Regions from separate parts of the Homo sapiens genome. Here region 1 is linked to region 2. Evidence: chromatin loops called from intact Hi-C (ENCODE). Cell type or tissue: B cell. All regions are shown on one strand. Each heading gives the region's core, and the rest is flanking DNA. Links, peaks and the distances in the headings are about the cores only. Region 1 overlaps MSI2 (musashi RNA binding protein 2). Region 2 holds the start of CCDC182 (coiled-coil domain containing 182).

Region 1 (11,533 bases), core at 1,098-9,097, 400 kb after region 2:
TCGTGTTCTGGCCAGGAAAGCATAACTTGAATCTAGTCATGAGGAAATACTAGACAAGAATGTTCTATTGGGAAAAGGTGGGGGAGGATTGTATTCTTTATAAATGGCAATGTCATAAAAGGCAAAGAAAGGCTAGGGAAATATTCCAGGTTAAAGCAGACGAAAGAGTCATCAAAAAAACCTAAATGTTATACCTGATCCTCCATTGTATCCTGTACTTGAGGGAAAAAGAATTCTATAAAGGACAGATTGGGGCAATTGATAAAACTGAAATGCAGATGGTAGATTACATAAAAGCACTGTATCAATGCTGGATTTCTGAAGTTCATAACTGGACTGAAGTTGGTAAGGGAATATCCCCATTAGGAACACTGATGTATTTAGGAGTGGAGGGTCACAATGCGTACAATTATTCCCTAATGACTCAAGGAAAAAACCCTATTAGTGAAAAAGAGAGCAACTGATTGAGCAAAGAGGGTAAAATGCTGATAAAGGATATATGTGAGTGGAGCATACAAGGATGTTCTTTGAACTTATCCTTAAAAACTTTCCTGTAAGTTTTAAATTACCTCCAAATAAAAAAAAAAAAAGCAAAAGGGAGAGAAGGAAAGACAGTTGACTTGGTAGATAAAGCTGGGGACTGCACCTCCTGGCTTCGAACTTTGCTCATCTCAGTTGCTGTCCTCCTTCTAAGCTTAGCTCCATTTCATCTGCAAAGTGGGTCAAGAGGGCTTAACCCTTCCCTACCTCACAGGCTGTGCAGAAAGATAAAGTAACAAACAAACGTACAGACAGCAAAATTGATTGTAGTCACATTTTCTGAGAGAAGTCATCATGACCCGTGTCTCTTTTTTTAAAATCTGCTATCAGATTTTGCAAGATAATATTGAACTTTTGCAAAGTTGGGTGACCTCAGAAAAGGAATAAATGTCACAGAACTCTTTAACTGGTATTATTAAATAAATATTTGCTTAAACACAATCCCCAAAGTAATCAATGACTATTTCAAAATGTGTGTGTATGTAAGTAAGACTTATAATGGCAAAAGACAGGGTAATATTAATACATTAAAATTTAAAACAGCTGTTATTTAGAATGATGTGATTATAACTCATTTTCCCCTTCTATCATTCGAAGTTCATGTAGTAGTATTTTGGTTTCTAATTTTTTAAGATGGTTTTGTGGTCACTGAAACATTACTGAAAGTCTTCAAAAATTCACTTAATTTTCACAAAAAGACATGATACCATCAGATGCCAGTTAACTCCAGAAGAAAGAGACTGCAACTGTGAGCTGACAAAGTGATTTCTGCATATAAAATGAAGAACGGACAGTCTGGAAGTTTTTAACTAATATCCTCTCAATTTTCTAGTCCAGATTTAGACTTTCCTCTGAACAAGAGGAAAAGTCATTCTTCAACTTCATGTCTTCGCTAAAACACACTAGAAGTCAAATCATGAGCTACAAACTTTTCTACTAAACTTTGTCCTCCAGTGCTCCCTGGCTTTCTTCATCCAGGCACAGACCAACATGAAGATTTGGAGAAAGACCAAAATCTCAGGGGGTGGCCTCTCAGAGCGTTCAACCAGGAAGGTAAACAGCGTTCCAACCCTGCCTCTCACTACCCATCCTCCTGCTGATGGAGGGACCGGATGTCCATGTATCAAAGAGGTGTTTTGCCAACATCCCTCAGATCTGTATCAAATATAATTTTCAAACCAATTAGCTCAAAAAGCATCACAACCAAAGCAGTATCTCCCACATTCTCATTACGGGGCCATCCTATTCAATTCCTAATGAGAGGAGAGACAAAGGCAGTAGATGCAATAGGATCTACTTCAAAAATTCTTTTTTCTTTTAGAAAACAGATCCTCTTTTGTTCTGGTTAAACACCAATTACTCTGCTCTAACATGCAAATCAGCTGAAAATAGGGCAATATGTAGCTCACTCTGGTTCCATGGCAAGTTAGAAGGAAGAAAAGAGAAAGAGAACAAGGAGGAAGAAGGAGAGGAAGAAAAGAAAGGGGGAAAAAAAGAGGGAGAGGAGAGAGAAAAGTTGAGCAACAAAGGCAAATCCCTGGAGGTCTTCAATTCCAAGTACTCTGTGCTGACATAAAGCTCTTTTCAAATGGCTTTTTTGTATTATCTGTGGCGGTGCCCACAAGCGGTGATTTTGCCGTTATCCAAAAAAAATAAAGCAAGAAAAGAAAAAACACACTAAGGTGTACAATACAAGCAAGAAAAGCAAAAGCTGCCAACAAAGCTATTTACGTAGTGCTACCACTTGCTACAAACACTCTCCCAAAAAGTCATGTTCTCAGCACAATGTACCAGGGAGTGAAAGAGGAGGGCTCACCTTGGCAGAGGGGCCAACAGACTGACAATAGGAACCTGGTCGTACACAGGACATCCTGGCCTTAGATGGTACAGGGTCCCCAGCCAGGCGGCAGTGTGAGGACCAACCCAGGATGTACCCAACTCCAGTTCTCACTCAGGCACTGTTTGGTTTTTCCCCACTTTAGTTACACTTAACTCACTTCCATCTTCTAAATACGTGATTACCTTTCTTTTAAATGCAGGTGGGTAGGTAGAAGGGCACATCCCAGTTCTTCTCAGACCTCCTTCTGCACACACACCACTGCGAGCTGGATAAGATGCAGATTATTTCCGACACGTTCCTAGGTGATGCTGGGGCCACACTGAGCTGCCAGCATCCTTCCCAGCTCTGTCCTGACTTGACCTCCTTCCCTGGCCCACCCCAGCCCTGGTTCTGACTGGGGAGCCCCTCTCTACTCTCATATCATCCATGTTCTAAAAGAAGAGGGCTAGGGAAAGGTGCAGCAGCTCTCTCACACCAGCCCTGGGGCAGCATCTGAATTTGTCTACATGGACCTGCACTTGAGCACACCCCAGGACAGAATGGATACCGGGGGAGCAATGCAGATCCCAGGTCGGAGGTGAACCTGTATTCCTGCTGAGGCTCCCTGCAGGTGCAACTGCCAGGGCTTCAAGCCAAGGAGGAGCAGCCAAGATGCAAACAGTGACCAGGGACTGGGCTTCCCTGCTGCTGGGCTCAGATGCGCTGATAAGAATGTCTGGCACGCTGGAAATCGGCAGAGAGTGTACCTGCGTGGTCCCCATGGCCCAATCCCATGTCTACCCCAGAGTCAGAAGGTCAAGTACCCAATCTCTATCCCAATCAAGACTCAAGTGTCTACCTGACAACACTTCCCAGTGTCACACCACCCTCCCATCCCCCAGAACCACAGGCCATTGCTGGGGAGGCTTCTGCGGTAAAATGACTCAGCCACAATGATGGGGATCCTCTACATTTTCCCTTCCTTGTCCTGCCCTCTTTACAATCAAGGTTGCCAGGCAGAACATCAATGCCCCTCTATTTCTCATGCCCCACCCTTTGTTCCAGGGCAACAAAAGGAAGGAACTAATATTTGTTAGTGCCAGAGCTTGATCCATTATATTTCATCTCATTTCAGCCTCCAAAGAGCCCTGCAGTGTTGACACTGTACCTCCATTCTGCAGATGCAGAAGTGGAGGCTCTGGGAAATGAACCTTTGGCTGTACTGGCAAAAGGGTTAAGTACAGCACAAGGGTTAAGGCAGTGCAGTGTAGTGGCTGGGAGGAGGTGCGTCTGGAGGCCGACTCCTTGGGTTTGCACAATGGCCCATCACTTACTAGCTCCATGGATCTGAGCCTCTTTGAAGCCTAGTAAGGTAAGAATAATACCTTTCTCAGAGGGCTACTGTGAGGACTAAATGAGACATCATGGAGTTAAGGTAAGCCAACCTAGGGCAAATGGTCAAGAAATGTTAGTCAGTATCACTCAAGGTCAACAAGCTAGGAAGGGCTGGAACCCACACTTGAGCCCAGGTGGGCTGAATTCCAACACCTCTGCTGCCCAGTTTTGGGCAGGCTCACAACTTTATAGCAGTCAGTTCCATTCCCGGTCACTGATGAGCTTCTGAGGGACCGCCACACTGGAGGCCAGGGACCTTGGGGAATCCATCTCAGCTGGGAAAATGGTTTTCCAGGAGGCCATGGCCCAGAATACACCCTAAGCACAGACCATGGGAAGCTGGAAAAGTTTCTGGGAGTCAGGAGACCCAAAGGTCCTCAACTGGTGATGGAGACTCACGGGTGGAGACACAGAAGCAGCCCTACCAATGACTGATCACAGGAAGGCAACAGTTCACCCACTGCAAACGTGCATGAGCATCTTTCCTTGGAGAGAAAATGTCCCAAAGAATGAAAAATGGATATACTGTCATCATGGCAGGGTGTGAAACGAAAGGCTGAGAAGTTAGAAACACCAGGAGCATGGCAAACGGGACTCAACCCCTTGCACACAGACCATCATCCACGACAGCAGGGCAAGTCCGTGCCACAGGGAGGGGGCCCGAGGGAGGGAGGAGCAGCCCAAACCAACGCTGCCAGTTCTTCAACCAGAAGAGAAAGCATCACGCAAGTGGAGGCAGGAGCTGAAGGATGGTCAGTGCAGATCAAACAGAAGACAATGGAAATGGCTTTGACTTTCTTAAGCGTGCATGCAAGAATGAAACACTTGGAAACCGAGTTGGCTTTTAAGACAATCCTGAATCAATCCGTGAGACGATGATCTAAATATGCCGACCCCCTGGAGGCTGCCCAAACGCGAAGCCACCACTCACCCTCTGCTCAGTGAAACCGGGTGGTGCCTCGCGGGCTGCTTGCCTTTCCCAGGAGCTCCTGTGTGATGGACAGTTCTAAGGAATACCCTATAATCTGCATTTATGCCATTTGTCTCTTTGATACAAAAAATACAGATATTTGCGTCATTTATTTTAACGTCCGTGATTTTCTTTTGAAAGCCACAAAGAGAAAGAAAAGTCTGATCCCCTCTCCCCCACCACTTCTTTAGATGCCTGAAAACTTAAGCCTGGCACCCCTGACAAGCCAAATTGATCTGGAAAGCCTCTTCAGAGAGGCCAGTTGCATTAAAAGAACAAATAAAGGACTCTCCTTGCAAAGGAGACAAGGAAGACAAAGGGGAACTCAGGGGTGGGGCCCTTCCCCATCTCGGCAGCCCCTGTAGGTGAAGACAGGGAGGCAGGGCAGTCCCTGCGTGAGCTGCTCATGCCACATTATCTGCTTTGTGGTAGAACTCAAACCACAGCCTTGAATAAAAAGCCATAGCAGGGACCAAAATGAGGAAGAGAGGTTTTCAGCACCAACAAGATGGAGAGGCTGACAGGCAGGCACAGCTCCCCGGGTCAGTGAATTAACACCAGCCCGCTCCTCCAGGCAGAGACCCGGCTACGAGTTATGCAGCCTTCAGGGTCCCCAAGCAACTGGGATGCAACAAGTCTGCGTGGGGCCTGCCAAGCTCCTTATTCTTTATTTATGGTCTCATGGACAGAGACCGCAGAGATTATGGTCTCAGGCAGAGACTGCAGTGAGCCTAGATCGTGCCATTGCACGCCAGCCTTGGGCGACAGAGCAAGACTGTCTCAAAAAATAAAATAAAACAGGCCAGTGCAGTGGTTCATGCCTGTAATCCCAGCACTTCGGGGGGCCAAGGTGGGTGGGTTATTTGAGGTCAGGAGTTCGGGACCAGCCTGGCCAACATGGTGAAACCCCATCTCTACTAAAAATACAGAAATTTAGCTGGGCATAGTGGCGCACACCTGTAATCCCAGCTACTCAGGAGGCTGAGGAGGAGGATTTCCTAAACCCAGGAGGTGGAGGTTGTAGTGAGCCGAGATCACGCCACTGCATTCCAACCTGGGCGACAGAGAGAGACTCTGTCTCAAAAATAAATAAAAAACAAAATAAAACCCATACAAATCTCGTCCTTGGCGGTAAGGTATATTTAAAACGTATCTGTATTTTACATTGAGATGAGAGAACGTTACACACCAATTAAAAATCATGTTTTTACAACCATCTAGTAACACGTGAAAATTATTACTAAGTACTAGTAAATGCAAAAGCACATACACATGCACACAACACAGCGTGATTCTAATTCTGGGTTCTTTTCCAATTCTGTTTTTAAATACGTATGCACACAAAAATGATAATATACCAAAACATTCATTTATTTGCACTTTTCTATATGTTTTGAATCTTCTGTAAGGAGCATGCATTCATTTTCTAATTAAAAAATAAATATGAACAACCTTTCCTTCTGAAAAGCAAGCAGCCGCTGTTTTGGCTTGGCAAAAGACCAATTCATGATGTGAAGAAGGAGCCCCCAGCCCGAGTCACCGTCCAGCTAAGGACTCGACCGTGGTGCCAAGAGCAGCGCTTGTTGCCAAGGTGGTAAACACGACAGGGACAGCCGCCAGGGATTCTCACTGCCCCTGAGACCCAGGCTAGCCAGCGACACAGAGACAACAGCCTTCCCAGAGGAGAGAGCCCAGCCTCTGAGACACCCAGCCGTGAAGGCTAGAGGCCGAGAAAGTGGAGAGAAAATGAGTCTCAGAGACAATCAGATGGTTTTAAAGCTGTGAGTATTCGCATGGACCACACCAATGCCATCAGACAGTGGAAGTAAAATGTAATGACCCCAAAGGGGTTCCTGGGGTCAATCCTAGATTGCAGCATTTGAGAAACATGGGCCACTCTGTGGGGCCGTGGAAAAGAAAACAAGGGTTTTCTTGTCAGGCTGATCAGGGTCAGGGCCCTAGTCTAATACTGGCTTCTGTAAGTTGGGAAGAAGGTAATCAACTTCCTTGAGCTTCAGTTTCCTCATCTGGAAACCTGGGTTAAAATCCCAAGCCTAGAAGAGAATTTTAAGAGCCAAAAGAAATGGTGGTGCCCAAGCTCTGGAGGAGACAATGACAACACTGTGCAGACACAGGTAGCCTCTGGAGGGCCCCACATGGAGAGTGGCCGAGACCTCCAGCAAACAACCCTGCAAGGGATCCCGGAAGGCGAAGCTCCTGCTTGGCCATGTCTTCAGATGACTGCAGCCCAGAACAGCTGCTTAACTTCAACCACATGAGAGACCCTGAGTGGAACCACCCAGCTAATAAGCCCACTCCAGATTCCTGACCCTCAGACACCGTGAGATGATAAACGTTTGCTATTTTAAGTTGCTAAATTCTGGGGTAATTTGTTACGCGGCAGTAGGCAAATAACACACATTTTAGTTCCTCGCACGCAAGAGCTCAATATATAATGCCTATAATATTTCTTTAATTACTGTATGTTATAACAACCATAAGATGCAACACCAATTAATAACACCTTTTTCAAGAATGAAATGCCATCATATTAAATATGTACATTATTTAAATGCATTCAGATTTCACAAGCATTATGAACAAGAAATAAGTCTCAGAATGAAGGAAAGGCAGGTTACCTGTATATATTTCCTGATTGAGTAATGCAGTTTTGGTTTAAAGACCATTGGTAACACAGGTGATTTAACTACTATTCAAGTCCTGTATTACCCCGAAAAAAGAAGCAGTAAAGTAGATGGAGTCATTCCTCCAACTCTTTCCCAAAGAAAACGAGTAAGAGAAGAAGAAAACTGGGAATGTGGAAAGGTTTCCAAACGCTGACTTTCACCTCCAAAGCTATTCCTCACAGTCTTCTCCCATCATAGGAAAAGGCTTTTATTTGCTCAGGCCAAAAGCCTTGGCCTTACTCTTAATAGTCCTTTCCCAGAACTTCCTACATCCCAGTCTTCAGCAGATCCCATAGCTCAACCTTCAAGACATAGCTGGAATCTAACCACTTCTCACCACCGTCCTCACCACCACCCTGGCCCTTGGATAAGTGCAGCAGCTCCCACCTGCCCTCTTCACCGTTACCCGTGCCCTCTGCTGTTTCTATGCCATGCAGTAACTGGTGGGCCTCCTACACAGAAGTCCTCTCTTGTCAAACTCTGCTCTGAAGTCCTCTCTGCTCAGAACCCCACTGTGGCTTCCCCTTGCACACCGAATAAATGCCCAAGTCCTTATGAGAGTCTTACAGGATCTGATCTTCCTGTCTGTCCAGCCTCAGCTCCTTCCACTAGCCCCAAATAGTCTACCTGGACCTCCCTGCTACTCCTCACACATGCCAGCTTCTGCCTCTAGGCCTTTGCCATCACTGTGCTCCCAACCTGGAGCACTGTCCCTGAAGAGCACTCACAAGGGCCTTGTCTGACAATCCTACCTAAAATAACACTCCCCGTTTCACCCCGTTTCAGTCTCCATGCCTTTACTGTTTTATTCAGTCACAGCACTTATCGCTAATTGACTACTATACACACATCTCAGCATTTTGTTAAGTTCACTGCTCCATCCCCAGTGCCTACAACAGCGCCTGGCACACAGTAGGCTCATTATGTATGTCAGGAGTCAGCATCCTTTGCTATAAATGGCCAGGTAATCAACACTTGGCTTTGCATCCCTTATAACCTCTGTCAAAACTACTTGACTCTGCTGTTGTAACAAAAAATCTGCCATAGGCCATACGTAAACAAATGTGTGTAGCTGGGTTCCAATAAAACTTTATTTGTGAAAATGGGTGGTGGGCCAGATTTGGCCTGCCCGTTTAAGAGCTGGCTGGTGTAAAGGCAGGTGGGGGTCAGCTCACTTCTGTCACAGTCTTGAGGACTGCAAGGCAGGTATGGTCTAAGATTCTAGCACATCGCACAGCTGCTAGAACATCCACCAGTTACTATATTATCCACTTCAGAGGAAAAGCTAACAATTCATACTTGCTGGCTTCTCAAAGAAATGGCAGACAGGGATGGTGGGGGCTGGGGTTCGGGAAGACACCAACAAAGCCAAAATATGTCCAGAGAGAAATCTCCTGGCACTGACGGATTCCTGGTCAGTGCAAAAAAATAGTCATGAAAATAAATATATGCAATTCTGGCAGGACAGCCAGCTAGTAGACAAAGATTATGCTTATTTTAAATTAACTACAAAGAACAAATCATAACTACAGGGCACGGTTAAAAAAAAAAAAGCTACTTGCTCAAGTCTTTCTGCTTTAATTGCCATTAAATTCATAGTTCAGAGTCTCCTACCAGCCTTAGGTTGTCTCTCTTCCCAAACCCTTTTCCTCCATCTCAGTCCATTGGAGGACGTATTTTTTTATCTTATTTATTTATTTTTTTTTTTGAGATGGAGTCTCGTACTGTTGCCCAGGCTGGAGTGCAATGGCACAATCTTGGCTCACTGCAACCTCCGCCTCGTGGGTTCAAGTGATTCTCCTGCCTCAGCCTCCCGAGTACCTGGGATCACAGGCATCCACCACCATGCCCGGCTAATTTTTGTATTTTTAGTAGAGACGGAGTTTTACCATGTTGGCCAGGCTGGTCTCGAACTCCTGACCTGAGGCGATCCTCCCACCTCGGCTTCCCAAAGTGCTGGGATTACAGGCATGAGCCATCGCACCCGGCCAGAGGAAGCATTTTAATGAGATCTTGGGGAGTGTTGCTTTCAGAGGCGTTCCCCAGCTGCCCTGCCAGTCCTCAGCCAACCCCTAATGCCAAGCCCCTTTGCACATCCACCTTCAGCAGTGCCTCAGACAGCTCTCCAAGGGAAGCTGTGAGGCTTGCCATTTTTAATCACCACCTACCCAGATGGCAGAGGACCCTGAAGGGCTATTTCATTTCATCCAACCCTCAGATTTTATCAGCATTTTGCCATCATCAAAGAGTAGGGAAAAGACAGGAATCAAAAACCCTTCCATTCGAGGGGGCTTTTTCTAAACCTACTCTCACTTTGGTTATCTTATTTCAAACTCCGAAGAAATGCACAAGGCAGCCAAGCAGAGGCTTCAGTCTCCACGCATCCGTGTGTTCAGCAAATGTCTACTGAATGGCCCCCGGTTGGGGATGGGGGAAGGACAGGAGGAGACAGAAACCATGCTTTCCTGGAGACAACAATGGAGTGAAACGGATCACCAAGGTACTATAGGGAAACTAAGGCATGGAGAAGCAAAGTCATCTTCCAAGATGACAAACTGGGGTAAAGCCCTCATTGCTAAACCACACAGATGGATTGGGCCAGACATGCCACACTGTAGCTCGAGACAAGAGAAAGTACTTCATCTTTTTCTTGATCTTCTAAAAAAAGTATGCAGATCCTAGAGGGCAAATCTTTTTGTTTTTTTTTTCCCTTTCTTATTTAAAATAATAATAATAATACGTTTAAAAGGTACAAACCAGGCCAGGCACAGTGGCTCATGCCTATAAATCCCAGCACTTTGGGAGGCGGAGGCCAGCAGATCACCTGAGGTCAGGAGTTCGAGACCAGGCTGGCCAACATGGCAAAACCCTGTCTCTACTAAAAATACAAAAAAATATTAGCTAGGTGTGGTGGCACACACCTGTAATCCAAGCTGCTCAGGAGGCTGATGCAGGAGAATCGCTTGAACCCAGGAGGCAGAGGTTGCAGTGAGAGGAGATTGTGCCACTGCACTCCAGCCTGGGCGATGGAGTGAGACTCTGTCTCAAAAAAAAAAAAAACGGTACAAATCACAGCAGGGAAAAGTTGGCTTGGTAGATTAAGAATTAATCTGTAAAAAAGTCAGAGCTGGGAGAATGGGAGAGAAGAGGAAGAGCTCAAATGCCACTGGGAACTTTCCAGGGGGGAAAAATAATTCCAAAAAGTAGTCATTTGCTAGTAATAGATAAAGCTTACAGGCTGCTTATATGTTCTAGACACCTTTCCCAGGGTCTTTGGTATTAACTAACCCATCTAATTCTCACAGCAACGCTATGAGGAGGGAGGGGATATCATTTCCATTTCACAGATGTGGAAACTGAGGAACAAAGAGGTTTAGCAACTTTTCCAGGTCACACAGCCACTAAAGTGAGACAGCCAGGATTTGAGCCCTGGCATCTGACTCTTGCATCCGTACTCTTTTTTTTTTCTTTTTTTTGGACACAGAGTCTCGCTCTGTCGCCCAGGCTGGAGTGCAGTGGCATGATCTCGGCTCACTGCAACCTCTGCCTTCCAGGTTCAAGCGATTCTCCTGCCTCAGCCTCCCGAGTAGCTGGGACTACAGGTGTGTGCCACCACGCCCAGCTAATTTTTGTACTTTTTAGTAGAGATGAGGTTTCACCATGTTGGCTAGGATGGTCTTGATCTCTTGACCTCGTGATCCACCCGCCTTGGCCTCCCAAAGTGTGGGGATTACAGGCTTGAGCCACCATGCCCGGCCTGCATCCATACTCTTAAATACCATGCTAATCAGCCTCGCTCTCTTTCTCTCTCTCAAGAGAAGCAAGTTTTTACATTCTAAAGCTTTGCTAACAGCATGAAATCCTTGCTCTTTCTCTTTCATTGTGTGTTTGTTTTTAAAGTATTCTTAACCCAGTTCTTTGCACAAAGGCTCTGAGATGGCTAACAACAAGAAGCATAAAACCAACAGTAAAATTACAATTACAGAAAATCATGTCCATGGAAAGGATGTATTATAAATACAATAATAACTGGACCAACAGATTGTGACTCTCACACTGGACTCTCAGCTTCCTGGCAGCCCAAATAAAAATGGCAACATAGGCTGGGCACAATGGCTCATG
Region 2 (11,533 bases), core at 1,838-9,837:
TTGCTCTCATTAATCTGACAGCAACACTGGAACAGGAACTGGTTTGGGTAAAGAGATCACCAATTCAGCTTTGGATGGCTTGAATTGGAGGCCCATTGTGGGGGAGACGTTTAGATTTGGAGACCAGGAGAGAAGTCTAGGCAAGAGACTGAGATGTGCAAGATGAAGGTTTGTTCCTGACTAAACCAAATGTAGATTAGCTAGAAGTATTTTCCTTTGTTCTAATTATCAGGTAAAAAGTACAAGATTTACCTTTCTATGTGTTGTTTCTCATATTTGTTAACATTCAGGTATGTTGGAAGACCATGCACTCACTTGTTCCCTGATCCTAGTGTGTAGTGAGCACTTAGTATTTATTGAATAAATATGACTAACCCATTTTTACCTTGCACCTGCTGAATCAGCCATTGCTGTGGACCATACATCAAAATCTAAGTACATTTTTCGCAATTTCTAAGATTTTATAGAATTCTGACATCATTATAGGAGTATGGACTTGGAATAAGAGATTACTTTTTAGCATTTTAGAGCTACAAGTGGGATTAGGTATCATCTCTTACAATGTCTTTGTTTTACTAGTGAGGTACTAAAGCCCAGAGACCAGTCCAAGACCATGCAGGTCCCTTGCCAGTGTGGGAGACCACCCAGTCCTGGCAGCCAGTGAGCCTGGCCTGGCCTGCCTTGCTCTGGCCAGTTTACTTCCCTGCTCTGGGACTTGGTTTGTTCCTTAGGTTAAAGAAGAACTTGAGTTCTGGTTCTAGAAGGGTGATGAGTTAAGGATCCACATCTCAGGAGGGCGACTTGGTCAGATAAACAGACAAAGCTCTAGGTAACCAACCAAGGAAGCTACAATATGCAAATGAATGGATTGTGGCTTTCTTTCTGGTTGGCTGAAGGGGCCCTGATGTCACAATTCTAGGGTTTCTCCACTCCGAATGATCGTGTCTCTAGCCAAAAATATTTATTGACCTGGTTGGTCTCTTGGCTTCCTCTCTTTGTCCAACGTAGAAGAGACAATGGAACCCCTCTACCAGGCTGGGTCCATTCTCATGACGGTGAATACCCTACAGGGGAAAAAAATGATAGAGAGTGGCCTCCAGTCTGGAGACTTTTCCCTGTCCCAGTCATGGCCCTCCTGCCTCCCACCACCCGCTGACTTGGAGATCCTGCAGCAGAAGGTGGCCGGGGTGCAACGGGAACTGGAGGACTTTAAGAAAGAGGCATTGAAGTCCATTCATTACCTTGAAGACGCCTTCTGCGAGATGAATGGAGCCCTGGTGCAACAGGAGGAGCAGGCGGCTCGCGTGAGGCAGCGGCTAAGGGAGGAGGAGGACCGTGGCATCGTGCGCAACAAGGTTCTCACCTTCCTGTTGCCGCGCGAGAAACAGCTCCGGGAGCACTGCAAGCGGCTGGAGGACCTGCTGCTGGACAGGGGACGTGACGCCCTGCGTGCCACCAAGAAGAGCCAGGCTGACTGAACCTCGTGGGTGGCACTAGCCAAGCACCAAGTTGAAGATTTTTTTTAACGGAAGGAGAAACCCCAAGTCCCTACCCCCTTGCTTTCCCTTCCTCATTTCCATTGCTTTCCTTCTGCCTAAATAACACCTTGCTGAGAGGCAAAAAGACTTCAATATTTTTTTTGGTGAAATTCCATTTATCCAGCATTCTAAAGGAAGGAGGCACCCCAGTACTGAGTCAGGCCCCTGTAACTTTCACTTGAACTGTTTTCCTGTTTGTAATGGTACTATTGCTCAATGTATACCTCTTTATTTGTATAGTATATTCTTAAACTGATTGTGTTGAACATTCACCTTTTTTTTTTTGAATGATTTGAGGCTTTCATGATTTGAGACTTAACACCTGGTCAACTGATACCACATCACGTAACACATGATCTCCCCAGAGGGGTCGGACTGCTTGCCCGTGCACTAACACTACCCCAGATTGCTCTGTTTTTAGTATTCTAACCCTTGTCTGTATGGTCTTTCTGTCTGCCTCTACTCTTAGACTGTCACATCTCACTTTTCTTTGCTGCCTCTTTCTACCTCTACTTCCTTTCCATTTAGACTGCAGACTGGCCAATCGGAATGACAGAGCTTATTGGGACTGTGTGGGTGGAACTCGCTGAGCTTTAGCAACCGATAATGCAACACCTCTGAGATGGCACTAGGAAGTGGGGAAACTGATTTCTGTGTTCGATCCATGGAGCAGGAATTATTGTCACAGTGCCTGGCCATTTATCAGGCAACACACACATACCATCCCACTTACTTCCATAGGCACCTTGGAGGTGAGTGTTGATTTTCCATGGTTCACACTGGGAGACTGGCCGCAGGAAGGCAAGTCCAGTACCCAAGGTCTGCACACTAGTAAGTGGCAGGGCCATGGTTTAAGTCCAGGTCAGCTGTGCTCATTTGCATCCTGCTGCATCCTTCTCTGCTCCCCAGTTTTGGAACCACTTCAGGCTGTTCATGGACGTGTTCTTCTGGAAGGCTGAGGTTGTCACATGGGTGACTTGGGAGTTCATTAGCTGACACTATACCTTTTATTTCCAATTAGTCTTCTACTTCATCAATTCATATATCTTCTCTCTGGCTACCCAAATGCTGCCATGCAGCAGGGATTCTCCTCTAAACAGCAGAAGAGACGTGCCTGGAGACCAGAGCCAGTGCCTCAACAGAAAGTCAAGTCTGTCTTTCCAGTTCTGGGCTTACAGCAGATTCCATATCCTCTGATCTTCTGTGGCAGTCTCATTCTCCCTCTTCCTTCTGTCATAGAATCTCTCCAAATAAGATTTAAACATCTGGAACTCCCAAGCTGCGCTTCCCAAAAGGACCCCGTGACCCATGGTTAATTGTAATACCCATCCAATAGCCATCTACCACGAAGGGCTGCAACCCTACTTTAACTTTAGACAGTTTTTTTGTTGTCATTGTTTTTTGTTAGTTTGAGTCAGAGTCTCTCTCTGTCACTCAGCCTGGAGCGCTGGAGTGCAATGGTGTGATCTTGGCTCTCTGCAACCTCCGCCTCCCGGGTTCAAGCAATTCTCCTGTCTCAGCCTCCGGAGTAGCTGGGACTACAGGCTCATGCCACCATGCCCAGCTAATTTTTGTATTTTTAGTAGAGACGGGGTTTCACCATATTGGTCAGGCTGGTCTCAAACTCTTGACCTCAGGTGATCACCTGCCTCAGCCTCCCAAAGTACTGGGATTACAGGAATGAGCCACTGCCCCCAGCTGCTTTTTTTGTTCTTTTGAAGAGAGTCTTACTCTGTTGCCCAGGCTGGAGTGCAGTGGTGCAATCTCAGTTCACTGCAACCCGGCTTTCAAGTGATTCTCCTGCATCAGCCTCCCGAGTAGCTGGGATTACAGGTGCGTACCACCACAACTGGCTAATTTTTGTATTTTTAGTAGAGATGGGGTTTCACTATGTTGGCCAGGCTGGTCTCAAACTTGACCTCAAGTGATCCTCCCGCCTTGGCCTCCCAGAGTGCTAGGATTACAGGCATGAGCCACTGTGCCTGGCCTTTAGGCAGTTTCTTTGGAAGATTTAGCTTAAGTAATAATAATGGTAATACTAACAATATTATTACTAATATAAGAGCTTAGTGTTATTAAGAATATGATATAGTCCAGGCACCATGGTTGGCCCTTTGAAGGTAAGTACTGCTATGGTTTGAATGTCCCCTCCGAAACCCATGTTGAATCTTTTTTTTTTTTTTTTTTAGAGGGAGTCTCGCTTTGTCACCCAGGATGGAGTGCACTGGCATGATCTGTGCTCACTGCAGCCTCTGCCTACCAGGTTCAAGCGATTCTCCTGTCTCAGCTTCCCAACTAGCTGGAATTACAGGTGCCCACCACCACACCCAACTAATTTTTGTATTTTTAGTAGAGACAGGGTTTTGCCATTTTGGCCAGGCTTGTCTCGAACTCCTGACCTCAGGTGATCCACCCGCCTCGGCCTCCCAAAGTGCTGGGATTGCAGGCGTTAGCCACAGTGCCCGGCCTCTCATGTTGAAATTTAATTCCAAATGTAACAGTGTTGGGAGGTGGGGCCTTTATGTGGTAATAGATTAATGCTATTATCATAGGAGCTTGGTTAGTTATCTCAGGAGTAGGCTCCTCATAAAGGGATGAGTTTGGCCCCATCAGATTTCCATTGACATTGACATTTCTTTGGCCATACCTGGGTTGCTTGCCCGCCCTAAACCAATTATGAAAAGAGGAAAGCAATTGCCACAACTCTGCTCCTGGGCCTGGACACTTCAGTTACCCAATATCTAAAGAAAATCAAGGTTTCATTAGTGAGGCTGGTAGTAATCAACCCCAGCTGCCACATCCTCAGTCTTATTTTTTCTATATCATGGATACTGAGGGCCGGAAGAAGACAGCTCTGGGAGATGGCACTGACTGGGCAGTGTCATGCAGTGTGGGTGGCTGTCGCATGGCTGCAGGGAGCATGGAGTTAGGTCTGAGAATTGGGGAGATGGGCTGGGTCTAGGTGCAGCTACACCTCAGTGCTGTGGGTACAGACCCACTGCCTTCAGTTGCTTCACCTTCATCTGCCCGATACCCAGCCTTCACCCTTGAAGTCAGAGGCTCGAGATGACCCAAAGGGTGCCAGGGAGACTTTGCGACCCCTTGGTCATTAAAACAGGCAGCCACTCTTAGAGATGCAATCAGTTAACACCGTCCAGGGTAACCAACTTGTTCAGTTTAATTGGGATTGTTCTAGTGTTAAAACTGAAAGTCCCTCAGGCCAAGATCTCTCTCAGTCCTGGGAAAGCAAGGATGGTTGGTCACCTGCACTAGAAATAATACACACCGTGGGGTGATCCAGGTGAGGCTGTGGGTGGGGCAAATCACAGGAACTCAAGGCAGGAAACAAGGATGGTAGAGGCCATACATGCCAGGTCAGTGCATCTCTGCTGTCATTTTTAGCCAGAGGAGGCTGGTCTGTTCATTCTGCAGCTGGAAGAGCTTGTCTTTGTGTCCATTTCTCCTCCCCACTCTCAGATCCTTGCCTTCCACCTCAATCTGGCAAGAAAATTTGAGAGCGAGGCCTTTTCCGAGCAACCTTTGAGATCCTTCTGGGGACCCCAGGGATTCCTCATTAGGCCACAACTCACAGCTGCAACCTTAGTCCTGGAGGACAGAGGAAACCTATGGTGGATTAAAGAGCCAAGGAGAGGCTGGGTGTGGTGTCTTATGCCTGTAATCCCAGTGTTTTGGAAGGCCAAGGCGAGAAGATTGCTGGAGGCCAGGAGTTCGAGGCCAACGTGGGCAACATAGTGAGACCCTCACTCTACAAAAATAAAAAAATTAGCTGAGTGTGGCGGTGCATGTCTGTAGTCCTAGCTACTTGGGAGGCTGAGGCAGGAGGATCACTTGAGTCCAGGAGTTCAAAGCTAGAGCAAGCTGTGATCATGCCACTGCACTCCAGCCTGGCCAACAGAGGAAGACCTTGTCTCAAAAAATAAAATAATAAAATAAAATAAAATAAAATAAAGCCAAGAGGAGACAATCTGGTTTGTAGCTTTGGAAGCTGGAGTTCCTCATTTCAACTCTTCTGCTCCCAACTGTGAACAATAAAGTTAAGCAGCCCAACTGCTCACTTTCCCTGAAATTCTAAGACAAATAGAAGACAAAAATAACAGATGGTTTTCTCCATGCTAATAGCCGTTGGTTCTCAAAGGTTTTCTATAAGCTGCAAGGCTCTGCTTGCTCCCCCTCAGCATCCACAGCAATCAGAGGGCTGCTGAGATCCTAGACATATGGCTCCATCTTATGAAAACCACTTGCAGACAAGGGAGTCCTCCCTGGGACCCCAAGTCCTGTGTCTACTGCAAGCTGGGATGCTGGGGTGAGCAGCAAGGTAGCTGAGATGCAGGAAAGCAAACGTGTGTGGCTAGGGGAGGGAACTCACCCAGTTGGCACAACTTCAGCCTTGTCTATTTAATTGATACTTAGTGCTGGGAAGAAGAGAGCGCTCAGGGAGGAGCATGGCTAGGCAGAGTTGTGCAGTGTGGCTGGGAAGCAAGGGTTTGGATTTGGGCATTGGCTTCATTCCACATGCAGAGCTTTGCCTCTTGATCTGACCCAATCCATTTAGTAATCCGCCCAGTGCTAAGAGCAGTGAGCCTTGGGCATGTTTTTTTTTGACACCAGGTGTCAGTCTAGAGTGACTTTCCCAGGGTCCAGATGTATTGGGTGTGGCTCATGCAGCAGATGTGGCAAGTCTTCCAGAGTAGAGGTGAGAAGGCAAAGAGGTACACAAGGGTTTGTCCATCTCCTCTCCTATTCTCCTCTTTTTGGCTGCTTCAGAAGTGAATGTGGCTCACAATGAATGCCCAGCAAGGAGTAGCTGCTCAGGGAACATATGTTGAATAGAACAGGAGGTGGTGGCATCATCTGTGCCTGTTTGTGTGAGTGGTGTTTATCAATATGACCTTTGAGAGCAGCTGAGTGGAAATCTCTGGGCAAAGGCAGCATTTTGTGGCAGAGCACTGAGCCTGTGGTCAGAAATTCCAAGTACAGATTCTAACTCTGCAGCTTCTTAGGTTTCTATTTAAGATGTGATCCTTTAACTAACAAACATCTCTGTCACACCAAGGCCTCTGTTTTCCCACTTGCAAATTGGGATTTGTGGGGCCAACTTCCTAGGCTTGTTTAAGAGGTAATTGAGATAAGGCATGTACAACAGTGCTGAAAGGAAATATATTAAATTATAAGAGATTGCAATCTTCTATTCCTAGTCATCTAAGAGAGCCAGCCCAAGTTTTAGACTTTTTTGATGCAGAACTAAAGAGGGGAAGCTAAGGGTCTTGTTTCAGAAAGGGCTGAGATTTATTCATGGGAAAGAAAAAATAGACACAACTAGAAGGAAACAAGGAGATGGAGAAACGTAAGAAAGAAAACCTGGCAGGCTTAGATTTTCAGAGAGAAGTCTTTTCAGTGCGTAGTTGAGAATGAGTCCTGAGAATGAGGTTGGACAGCAGAAGTATAGAAGAGATGAGGGGAGGCCAATGGCTTAGGGGAAGGAAGGCATTAAGAAGTGATGTGTATAGGAGCTAGAATTATAAAATCTTAGAAGAAAGCATGGGAGCAAATCTTAGATATGACACAAAAGGAACAAGCAACTAAAGAAAAAATAGATAAATGGGACTTCATCAAGATTAAAAACTTTTGTTCTGCAAATGGTACCATTAAGAAAGTGAAAAAGGCAACCCACAGAACGGAAGAAGATATTTACAAATCATTTATCTGGCAAGAGACTTGTATCCTAAAAAAAGAGAAAGAACTTTTTTACAACTTAATAAAAAGATAACTCAACTGAAAAGCTAGCAAAGGATCTGAATAGACATTTCTCCCAAGAAAATAGACAAATGATCAACAAGCACGCAAAAAGATACTCAGTATCCTTAGACACTAGTGAAATGTAAGTCAAAACCACAATGCAATACCATTTTACTCCTACTAATATGGCTACTATCAAAAGACTAGACAATAACAAGTGTTGGTGATGATACAGAGAAATGGGAACCCATTGCTGATGGGAATGTAAAATGGTGCAGACATCTTGGAAAACAGTTGGGCAGTTTCTCAACATGATAAACACAGAGTTACCCTATGACCCAGCAATTCCACTCGTAGGTATATACCCAATGCAAATAATAACACATCTCCACATAAAAATTGGTATGTGAGTGTTCATGGTAGCATCATTCATAATAGCCTAAAAGTGAAAACAACTCAAATATCCATCAACTGATGAATAGACAAAATGTGGTATGTTCATACAATGGAATGTTATTTGGCAATAAAAAGAACAACATATTGGCCAGGTGTGGTAGTTCACACCTGTAATCCCAGCACTTTGGGAGGCCGAGGCAGGTGGATCACCTGAGGCCGGGAGTTTGAGACCAGCCTGAGCAACATGGCGAAACCCCATCCCTACTAAAAATAGAAAAAAATTAGTTGAGCATGGTGGTGCACACCTGTAATCCCAACTGCTTGGGAGGCTGAGGCCCAAGAATCACTTGAACCGTGGAGGTGGAGGTTGCAGTGAGCCGAGATGGCACCACTTCACTCCAGCCTGGGCGACAGAGCAAGATTCTGTTTCAAGAAACAAAAACAAAACTGTTTATAAAATAAAGTGTAAATTCAAATATACAGTGAGAAAAATAAATGATGTTATGATTTATCATTCAAATCCCATTTAATATTGAGTGATACAAATATAGACTGCGATTATTTTAAATTATTTTTAGTTTATGGACATTCTGAAGCCACATGGGCTCCAGAAACTATCTAGGTTATAGATGTAAAAGGTGCCTGAATTAGAGACTGGGCCATAGAAGGCATGTCATAAATGATAAATGGATCAGAACTGGAGATCTAGAACTTGATTGACCTTCACTATCTCCAAGAGGTCTCAGGAGCTTGGCAGGGTGTGCAAGACATTCTTTTGTGCCCAAATGTGTGCTTGACTCCCCTTCATCAGGGAGATAAGGGATAGAACTGACTGCCACAGGGAGATCAAACCCCAAGCCCCTCCAGGGCTGGAAGAGATGTCTGATGGAGCAAACAGCAGCATCATGACCAGGTAGCCAGGTAGCCCCTGGTGCTGGTGACAGCTGTCACGTGACCAGGAGGTGGTCAAAAGGTCTTAAACTTTTCAGATGTGTCCCTCAAAAACCTTCACTCTAAGAGTGAGATTTCTTTGTTGACCTCTTGCCCATCTCAACCCTTTCCTTTCGGATTCCTTTCAATAGCAGAAAAGGGTAGTGGATAGACAAACTGGCCTAGCTGAAGTACCAACTCTGCTACTCGGTTTCTGCATGGCACAGGGATGTTACTCTACCCCTCACAGTGTTGTGTGATAGGACTTTCTGCAATGACGAAAATGTTCTGTAATTCTGCACTGTCAATTTAGTCGCCACCAGGCATATGTGGCTATTGAGCATTTGAAATGTAGCTAGTGGGATTTAGAAACTAAATTTTAAGTTTTATTTCATTTTAGTTGGCCATATGTGGTCAGCGGCTACAAACTTGGAGCCTCAATTTCCCCATATCCCTCATGGGGATAAAGACACTACGGGCCTCACAGGATACTTAGGTGAATTAACAGAGGGAATGCAGGTAGGGTAGGATAATTTGCTAAGACTTGTAATTATAATTCAGTTCCCTAACCCAAGAAGATAGGCTTTGTTCCTGGCCTTGGGGATTCTTGTTTGCTAGACCTCAAACAGATGTTGCCAGAGACCCAGAAGGGAATTTCGGCATTTGTGCTTGGAAGCCTAGATCATGGAGTGAAATTAAGCTGGATCAACCCAGAGTGTAGGGTGATGGAAGCAGGTGATTCTGTGTGCAAGAGGTGAAGGAGGCCAGATCCAAAGGCAAAGCTGGATCAGAACCTCAAATCTTCCAATCCACTCTGTGTGCTGAGCTGGCTGTGTGGGGCATGAGAGTCCTTCTCCCCAGGCTGGAGCAGATAAAATCTCCTTCTCTCCTCTCTCTCTCTCTCTTTCTCTTTGGAGTCTATTAAGTGCAAACAGGAGACAGCCAGCGCGTTGTCAATCAAGCCAAAGCTCACTGGGGCTGAGGTTTAGAACCAGGGTCCCTGTTCCTGGGCCAGAATCAGGACTTGAGGGAGGGGTTGCAGAGTCTGAAGGTTGGAGCTTGGTCACGATAGCCCCAGAAACAGAGCTCGCTGGGAGCAAGCAGAAGAGGTTTCTGGGGTTCCCCACCATGGGCCAACAGGCCTTGGGGCGGCAGATGGCGAGCCTGGCCAGCACAGAGTGGACACCTTGACTTTCAGAAAACCAGCCTCTTGGGAAAGGTTTTCAGAGAGCTTCCAATAGTCTTGGGCAAGAGGGCTACCTGTGTGAAAGCAGAAGGCAGGCCCTGTCCCTGAGACTCTGACAGTGGAACGCCGCTGGTTCTGGTGCCCTTGGCTTGTCTGTCACTATCGTCAATGGTTATTGCTTTGGGAGGGGTATGGCCCCATTTTTGAGTTTGACAGTTCTGGCGGAGTCAAACATGTCTCTACTAAATAAATTAGATCTCTCCAGGGCAGATCAATATTTAATGTGGGCCTTAAAAAGACCGACTCAGGAAATGAGTTTAAAAGTGGAGAATTTGCCTTAGGTAGCAATTTCTAAAATACAGTGGTATCAGGGGACAGATTATTCAAACCCAAGCCATGGATAATATAAAAACAGTTGAACAAGCCAAGTTCTTCTTCCAGTCCATCGGTGACTCTGAATCCCCTGGTTTTCCGTGTGCTACTCGCAAAGGATTAGTTCAAGTAAAAAGACACCTTAGAGAGGATCTACCCCAGGGATGGCAAAGGCCACATGCACTGCCTGGAGCCCTCCACAGGTGGCAGGCATCAGTCATCGATCCCAACACTCTTCCTGCTTGAGTTGGAGGCAGATTCATATTTTTTTTCTCAACATCTCGCTCCCAGGTAGCCACTATCTATACTGGTCACAGAGTGGCACTTGAGGTGACATTTATTTCTCATATTCATCAAGTCCAAATTTCTCATTTAGCAGAGGAGACGCTCAAGGTTACATAGTGATTAGTGGCTGATACAGGACCAGTGCCCTGTCTTCTTGTTTCTAAAATAGACTTTTTCCCCACAGGAATGTATTAGAGGTTAGGGTTCCATCAGAGATATTTTACTGACCCCTCTGTGAGCAACACAGGGCTTTCCCTGAGCAACATTTGTCTTTTTTTCTAGAGATAAAATTAGAGCATTTCAGGGCTAGAAAGCAACTTAGAGATCTTCTCCTTCTACTCTTTCTATCATGGGGAAATGAAAACTCAGAGAGGTCAAGTGATTTGCTTAGAAACACATAACAGGTGGTTCTTTCCTCTGCAGCAGCAATGTGCATTTCAGTCCTGGAGTTCTCATTTCAAGGCCTTAGGCAAAGTACACACATTTTCGGACTGCCGTTTTCTGGTCAGAATCTCAGGAACTAAGACTTGCAAAAGGTGTGTGTTTTAAGAAGTGCATAGCATCTACCGTTGATATATTTTGATGTTTACAATACACTTCCAGATTTACTTTCTAATTACATTTTGTTTGGTTGGTACAAAAAATTGCTTTGTATTCCCTAAACAAATAGTAGCTGGGAATCAAGATTTGTGCTGGGCCACAGAGGGAGGAGTTGGTTTTGTGCAGAAATCTTTTTAATGATTTGTGTGTGTGTGTGTGTGTGTGTGTGTTTGTGTGTGTATGCACGTGTGAGTGCAAAATGACAGTTTCTAAGACAAGGAAGACATTTTTTCTTTCTGGGGTGGAGGGGCAGGTAGGTGGCGTTTCAGTTCTAGGTTTCAGACCACTTATGTGGCCTCTATTTCCTCATCTATAAAATGGCAATAATGATACCTGTCCTCTTAACCTCAGAGGCAGGTTGTAAAGGTTGAATGGAATAATGCCTGTGAAGGAGTTTTAAAAAGTAAGAGATTGTTGAGACTGGGCACGGTGGCTCATGCCTGTAATCCCAGCACTTTGGAAGGCTGAG

What was found. Peaks named below come from ENCODE experiments on the same cell type or tissue, not always from the same donor. Only the 100,000 strongest peaks of a DNase experiment are listed, where the experiment ranks them.
Region 1: it touches region 2 in a loop (2.6-fold over the local background); 1 of 110 quality-filtered maps calls a loop at or near these places.

The regions. Positions count from the first base shown.
Region 1 is chr17:57,332,380-57,343,912 of GRCh38, reverse strand. The region is part of intron 5 of MSI2 (musashi RNA binding protein 2); the gene reads right to left. Among named protein-coding and RNA genes, the nearest start is that of MSI2, 82 kb to the right of the region's middle. RefSeq lists an enhancer at 5,129-5,278 and a silencer at 5,180-5,347. In B cell, for the core only: no CTCF peak of the experiment used is centred there; a DNase peak (open chromatin) is centred at 5,152.
Region 2 is chr17:57,734,756-57,746,288 of GRCh38, reverse strand. It overlaps CCDC182 (coiled-coil domain containing 182), which reads left to right and starts at 990. Exons shown (of 1, transcript NM_001282544.2): 1 at 990-1,794. The coding sequence starts at 1,017. The coding sequence ends at 1,478. RefSeq lists a silencer at 9,480-9,658 and an enhancer at 10,326-10,395. In B cell, for the core only: CTCF peaks have their summits at 6,044 and 6,262; a DNase peak (open chromatin) is centred at 6,178.